Regions from separate parts of the Homo sapiens genome. Here all the other regions are linked to region 3. Evidence: chromatin loops called from intact Hi-C (ENCODE). Cell type or tissue: B cell. All regions are shown on one strand.

Region 1 (2,500 bases), 340 kb before region 3:
ATCAGAAGCTGAGCAGTAGGAGAGAGGAGGTGGGGTGAAAAGGGAAGGATGAGGAAGGTGGGGGTGTGCAAGGCTCTTGCTTACCTGGGTACCCGACAGGTGAGATGGCTGTAGCAGACACTGGCAGTTCCCTGCCCACACACCTGGCCCTGACCACGGCTGCACAAGGCAGCTCTGTGTGCAATTGCCAGCATCTGCTTTGGTGTTGCTCTTGGTGCTGGAGCTTACTTGCTGCCCATGTGACAGGAGCAGCTCTAAACCAGTGGTCGTGAGCTCTGTTTCGCACTGGCTCCCATTTCTACACTGGGTCTGGTGCAGGTGCCTATGGTGGCAGCTGGTGTGATGATTTGCCCTTTACTGATGGCCTTCTCCTCATCTTACTTTCCCATCCTGTCCTTGAATCATCCATTTCAGGATCTGCCTCTGAAAGAACCCAAACTAAGGCAGTCAATCCACCACAGACAGACAAGGAAATAGAAGCAGAGCGTTTTATTTAGAGATTATGGAGGAAAATACGAAAAGAAGCAACTAACAGAACTGCAGGTCATTACCTCTAGGGACCAAGACTAGAGGTGGGAAGGGGCGGAAGAGGAGACCATGCTTTTAAATATATGCATGGCATGTGCTACTTTAATATAATTAAAAACAATCACTTAAAGCAAATTGGAACAGTGTAACAAATGAAATCAAATGAAATCAAAAGGAGAGAGCACAAATATATCTGAGTAACTTGGTCTGTCCCCCAGCCCCCTTAATGTTGTTACCTGAATATGTCAATTGTTGTCAAAAGACAAGCATAAACTGAAATCGATTATTGTATGGATCTGAACCGATGGAAAATATTCTCTGTACAGCAATTTTAAAAGTATAATGGTAATCACTGTGTTAGGGATTAAGTATACTTCCCACCCTGTGTTTTTGCCATTGTATAGGAAAAATCATGCAGAATACATTGATAATCACTGTAGAAATGAGATGAGATTTATTAACTAAAACACTTAGCACTTCACCTGGCACTACTTTATGAAGAAGCACTTTGTATAGGGCACTATGTGTAGTTTATATATATAAAGAAACATTTGTGTATTGGGTTTGAATGTTACTTGTTGTTGTTGAATATTCTTCTGCTAGTCCACCCTGTCCCTGATGGAAGCTATGCCCCCGGATCAGAAACGCTTGATGCTCAAGCGGTCCTGGGAAACCACTATTGCAAGTAACTGTCAGTGCCCTCTACTTTCCACTAGATGGCAGACTTCCCCCAGCTCTGTGGACGGCAGATACCCAGGAGAGGAGGACAGAGCTTCAGATCTTTGCTTTCTCCCTTTCCCTTGACCTGGAAAATCACTGGGCTGCCTCTGAGGCCAGATTTAGATTTCCTGCACAAGCCATCATTACCTTGTTTAGAGGAGTGAAATTAGGGTCGACCTGTCCTGTCATTCCAGGACAGAAGGTGACAAATAAGGTCCTTTATGTGTAGCACTGAGGAGAAGGGCTTGTTCTTAATTTTTAAGATATTTTCCAAAAATAGAAAAATTCTGTTTTACAAGTCAAATAAGAAATGATTGAAAAACAAGTATCACTGTTCATATACAGAGTCGTAGGTAAATGTTCAGATACAAAAATTGTGACCATAGAGCATATTTTTGGATATTTGTTTTCATAGTGTGATGAATATTTTTGTTTGCTTAAAATTATTTCAGAAGTATAATCATAATTCAAGCTTGAAATACAAGAGTGGTAAAATGAGAGCAAAAATAAACAAGTAATAAAACGCACCACAAAATTTCTGACTCCATTCCCTTTTAGGGATTTCTTTTTTTACAAGAGTTATTTTTATTGATTTGTGTGACACACTGGCTGACACGTTTTAAAATAAATAAACTTTGGGTTTCAGATGAACACAGTTTGCATGCTGTCTCTCTGGAACAATACACATCAGAGGAAGAAGTTAATAGGAAAATCAGGCAACCCAAACTGTGTTTTTTAGGTTAATCAGGAATTTCCTTCAATTCTAGTAAACAGGTGGAAATAGAAATTTTGAGCTGAGAAAAGTAGGAATCAGGACGTGGAAGGGAAAAGCTGGGTTCTGCTGCGGTGATGTGGGTGACCCTTCATGATGAGCCAGCTGTCTATTCTCCCAGCTCTCTCCCGGCGGTAGGAACTGAGAAGAGGCGCCCCTCGCTGCAGGCCCTTTGATGCCTCTCCTCTCCCCTGTCCTTTCACCCCCGACTCTGTGAGTTGCTTTTAGATATCGTTCTTTACTTACCAATTGTCTCTTTCTCCCCTGCTTGTTAACGTATCATGAAAAAACTGTGACGTGATGACCCCCCATGAATGCCTCTGGAGGAAAAGTGCTAGAAAATTTAAAAAGAAAATTAAGGTGATAAAACTGGCCTCATTAATCTGTTAAACTCCTTCAACATTGCCAAAAACAGAGGTGAGCTTCTCAGCTCAGTTTCCCCAAAATTCACAGAAAAAATTACTGTGCTTGAAAAGAAAA
Region 2 (2,500 bases), 150 kb before region 3:
TGGTTTGCGATGAGGCATAAGTGCATAAATTCCAACCAGGAAAGGAAGTGCAGGGAATTCTACTCTCAGGACATCCTTATGGTCCTGACAACTTCTTTGGCAATGTCAGCAGCCCTTGGCATTTTGTCATGCATTCTTCTCCAACTTGAAATTCAGGCTTAGTGCATGCAGTATGCCACAGTCAGGCTTGTGGCTACTCCAGGAGGGGAGCTGTGACTCATTCTTGAGTCACTTGGCCAGCTTTGGTTTCAATTAAGCAAATGAATGAAAACAATTAAAAACAGAAGTTGCCGACTAAGGCTAATAAAAGGGCAGCAGTAATTTTTGTCTACTGTCACTGTTGTTTCTCTAGATTGTCATATCTTTAAAAACTCGGTAAGACAAATCTGTTAGTGTTTGATTTTAGATTTCTTGTTTATAATCTAAAAATCAGACCCAGAATCTGATTTACCTTTTTGGTTCTAATCTAGTTATATTGTAATTCTAACACTATGCACAACTAATTTATATATTAAATATAGAATTTTTCATTGGCTAAATGCACTTTCCTCAAATTTGTAAGAGGTTTTCCACTATTCAAAAGTGTTACATGTTGCATTAAGTCATTGTTGATTATTCAAATTATTTTCAGATTTATTTTCCAAGTACTAAAAAAAATTGTGGGTGTATTTTCAGGATGTTTTATCTATCAATTCATATTTTTGAGCCCCTCCTCTCCCTTCTCAATTCACATTTTAAAAATTATTAGTTCATCAAATCTAGGAACTGTAATAATGTCCTACGTTTACTTTTCTCCCCAAATCATAAAATTTCAGTAAAGTTTCCAAAAGGGGCATAAATGTGTCCTCATCTCTCACACACTGAAAAGCAAAATTCTTCAACTGATGGGGTATTTTCACCTCTTTGATGTCTGTGTGCCTCTGTCATCGGTGTAGTTCAGAGCCTTATCTCCCTTCCATTAGACCATCACCTGATATACCATGGTTTCTTTCATCTCCTTGTCATTGTAATAGGAACACCTTTCCCTTTGCTGGTTAACTCCTATTTCTCTGCAAAATACAGCATAGGTAATGGCCTTGGTTGGCCTGTCTGTTTTTGGTGCCTCTCCTGTGTGCCTCCCTAGCACTTCCCCTTTGTCATGGTGCACACCACTGCACCCTATTGTCCCTTTGCCTCTGCCTACCTTGCTGTGAACTTATTCAGGTCACGGATGGTTTCTTACTCATTTCTGTAACTGCAATGAGTAAGTGAGTGAATGAAATGTTCATCCTCATTCTGATGGGGAAACTTATTTCTAATTTTAGGGACTGAGGACCAAATTTGTGTATTTGTCAGACCTGGCTTTTCATTTTCTCCAACCACTGAACATTTCAGTGCTCGTAACACTGTAGGAGAGAGTAGACCCTGTGGTCTCTGTGCAGTAGGTGCTGCTGCTCCTTTCTTCCTGGAGAATTATATATTTACTTCTTTGATATACCTTATCACTGTGAATTTTATTTGCTGACTGGCAGTGTAAACTCTGGCTTTCTAGAGGTTTATCTTAGGAAGAACTCAATATTTATTCACTTGAATGAAATCAAATAACATTTGGCTTAATTGCTTTAAAATGAAGGAATAATTAGAAGCAACTGCTTTGCTTTGGAGAACTGTAGGAAACTGTAATCTTACAGCTGTAATTGCCCCCAAATGGAGAAGACCTTAGGAATTTATGTTGAAAGTAGAACACTGCCAATTGTTCTCATTGGCAAATTGGCTGATATGAATGTTTGCCAACCGGAAACTTGCCCCATCAGTTCGCGTAATCTGTGGGAGGTGAATATATTTTATGAAGAAAAGTGATAGAGGGAAATTAGAGGCTATTGTTACTAGTGTGTGATGGGTTCATGTACTACCAACTCTTCTCCTCAAAGCTGCAGATAGCCTGGTCGTGCAAGAATTTGTTTCTTGTAGCACGTCTCCTCTCATTTGCCTCGCTGTGCCGCTATATTTTGTTTAGCATGTGCTTTTCTCTTAATAACAACACAGTGATTCACAAAATTCCCCAGAGTGTGTGTTCAGTCTGAAATTTTCTGAATGTGATATTTGAAAATGCTAAATACAGCATATAATTAAAATTTCAGTGGTTAAGTTTTCATCATAACTTATTTTTGGAACTAAGAGTTTCCTTTTCGAGACTTTTGATGTGTAAGAAGGGTACAGTTTTTAACAGAGCTACCTGTGTTTGTTAGAACTATACTTTTTTGGTTAGAACTATACTTTTCATAGGAGCCGTTCCTCCTGGAGACACATCTTTGTCTGAAATATTTAGGAATTCTTAAGTAATTGTTGCTAATACTCATCTTAGTTAAATGGCTTAAAAAACAATTCCACATATGAAGGATGCACACACACATACACATAGCCTGTTTTGTTCTGTTTCTGTTTTCACAGGAAGAAAAAGAGTGGCAAAATATATCTTCTGCTCTGTTCTAAGGGTTTTGGTCCAGATCACAAGTCTCAG
Region 3 (2,500 bases):
CAGAGCCTTAACAGCTAGCCCAGGTCATCCTGGGTTCTTCTTCCCTTAGCCCTCACAGAGCATCAGCTACTATTCCTGAACACTCCTCCCATTTCCACTACTTTCCTGTCTACTGCAGCCATCTTGGTTCCAGTGCCTCACCTCTCACTTGGGTGGTTGAGACAGCCCCCTCAGTTGGTCTCCTGGCCCCTTCTCTGTTCCCTATGTCCTCTACCCCAGTCTGCCCTTCACTTTGCTTTAAAAAGGCAGTTTTGACCCTGTGATTGTCCTTTCCACACTTTCTCAATGGTCCTTCCTAGCTTCTGGAATATAAGCCACCCTTCTAAAGCAGATTTGCAGAACCCTTTGTCTACCTTTCCCACCTGCCTCACAAAGTAGCTCTTATTTATGCTATCCAGGATGATTTTCATTTCTTTACAGATGCCACTCTTCTTACTCACCAAAGGATAGACAAAGGGAAAGAAAGAAAATTCATGACATGGATTTACTCTAGTTGATTGTTGGCCTATTGACCTGCAGGTATTGTTACTAGCTATGTCTGTTTCTGGGAGTTAATGTATCTCAGAATTTCCTATTATTTTGTGGTAACAAGTTAGAAATTAATATATTGCAGGAAAACAGTCTTCTTAGTGTCCTTGGAGATGTTTTCTTTTGTAAAAATTCTTGAATGGATGTTTCCAGTGGCAGGTCAGAATCCCCACAAAGAGGATTTAAGAATCTGGCATTAGTTTGTATACTTGTCTATTCCAAATCCGGATACGCTTCGCCTTTATAGAATACACATTGTTCTAAAAACACCGCATTGACTAAACAGTCTTTATTTGCTTTGGCTAAACTTAGAGTTAACGGATGGACTCAGTGTACAATAGCATAGACACAAAACTGAGTGCCAGTTCTCACTCACTTTGGGATACACTGCATGCTGTCTTTCCATTCCTCCTCATTTGCTGCATTTGTATATTTGTTATTTTTCTGTTAGTGAATAGTAATAAATAACTCCTGTTAAGCAGAAAATAGGAGTTGGTCTCAGCTTGTTGATTTTCAGAAATGTTTGTCCTTATAAAACACATTCAATTCAGGACTAAACTAATAGACTATCATCTGGCTCCCTCTGGTGGACACTCATGAAAAAAATCAAGCTATAGTTTTCTGAAAGAGGCGGTGTGTAGGGGAGGGGTTGTCATTTTTCTGGTTTTTGGTGGGGGAAAAGGAATAGAAAATGCATTCTGATTTTGTAGATACATCATAGTTATTATAGAAAATATCCTCAAGGAGTAAAATGCATTGCTATATAAAATACATAATAGAATAGCAATAATAAAAGACATAACCGTAGTACTGCTATTGCTATTTTTCTTGTTATTAAGTAGTGATATATGCTGGGACCACAGTGTAAAGTAGAATCAGAGGCAGATTTCACCCCATAGCTTTCTAACAGTGATATATTAGGATAAGATGCATGCTAAAGTAAAGCAATGTAGTTAATTCAAGGGTCTGGATACTGTACTGATTATTCCAGAACCTCCCCAAAGTTAGACTTTTCGCTTAATAGTGAATAATTTTGGTATTTTAGCAAGTGACTATTTTTATTTTGAATTAGTTATTTTTGATAAATTTATTAGTATTTGTTCATTCTTGATCTTCTGAGTTTACAAACTCACTGACAATGTTTTATCTTTATTATGGGGAATTAATCAATATCAAGTTTTATCTGATTGGTTGTATATGTTTTGACATTAGATGTTCGACATAGTTGACCAGGAAGAAATTGCATGAAGGGTTTCAATTGTATTTTCTTTTCTTTTTCTAGTCTCACAGCAGGGGGCTACGGTTAGAATATACAATTTTGGGGTCAGTAAATTAGCTCATCTAGTCACCATGTCCTTTGCTTCTTTCTAACCCTTTAGAACTATCCTAAAGAGTTTTGCTCCCTTCTCTTTTGTTTATGTAACAAATTTTCTTAATTTTTTAAAAATTAACAAATAAAAATTATATGTATTGATCTGTGCAACATGTTGGTTTGAAATATGTATACATTGTGGAATGGTTAACTGGAGCTAATTAACATATGTATTGCATCACATCTTTTTTATTTTATTGTGGTGAGAACGCTTAAAATGTAACCTTTTTGCAGTTTTCAAGAATGTAATACATTGTCGTCATCTATATGTAATTCAATTAAATGTTATCTTTGTATAATAACTTTATTTTACATGATAATAAAAATTCACATTTACTGAGTTAAGCATATGATAGGCATGATCTCATTTAATTCTTTTAGTAACTCCATGAAGCAGTTAGCTATTATCTGCATTTTACAGAGGCTAGTAAAGGTGAGCATAGCTGAAAACTTGTGAGTCAGGGCTCCAGGTATTCTTACTCCAAAGCCAGGAGTTTCTAACTACAACCATATATATATATGGTACCAGTTCCTGAAGTGGGTGAGATATAAGTGTATGTGTGGCTGGTACTCTCATGAACCTTCTACAGAGTACTGGAG

The links. A loop is a pair of places that touch in the nucleus more often than their neighbours do. Peaks named below come from ENCODE experiments on the same cell type or tissue, not always from the same donor. Only the 100,000 strongest peaks of a DNase experiment are listed, where the experiment ranks them.
Region 1: it touches region 3 in a loop (26-fold over the local background); 110 of 110 quality-filtered maps call a loop at or near these places.
Region 2: a loop joins it to region 3, with 8 times the contacts of the local background. A loop is called at or near these places in 8 of 110 quality-filtered maps.

What each region holds. Positions count from the first base shown.
Region 1 is chr1:108,124,463-108,126,962 of GRCh38, reverse strand. No RefSeq gene overlaps it. Among named protein-coding and RNA genes, the nearest start is that of LINC02785, 61 kb to the right of the region's middle. RefSeq lists a silencer at 1,094-1,233. In B cell, CTCF peaks have their summits at 1,041 and 1,240 (motif pointing right); a DNase peak (open chromatin) is centred at 1,252.
Region 2 is chr1:107,934,339-107,936,838 of GRCh38, reverse strand. All of the region lies in intron 1 of VAV3 (vav guanine nucleotide exchange factor 3), which reads left to right. Among named protein-coding and RNA genes, the nearest start is that of VAV3-AS1, 29 kb to the left of the region's middle. RefSeq lists an enhancer at 27-563. In B cell, no CTCF peak of the experiment used is centred here; DNase peaks (open chromatin) are centred at 218 and 1,158; H3K4me3 peaks cover 1,358 bases; H3K27ac peaks cover 2,081 bases.
Region 3 is chr1:107,781,007-107,783,506 of GRCh38, reverse strand. All of the region lies in intron 2 of VAV3 (vav guanine nucleotide exchange factor 3), which reads left to right. Among named protein-coding and RNA genes, the nearest start is that of MIR7852, 110 kb to the left of the region's middle. In B cell, CTCF peaks have their summits at 900 and 1,103 (motif pointing left); a DNase peak (open chromatin) is centred at 1,106; H3K27ac peaks cover 1,204 bases.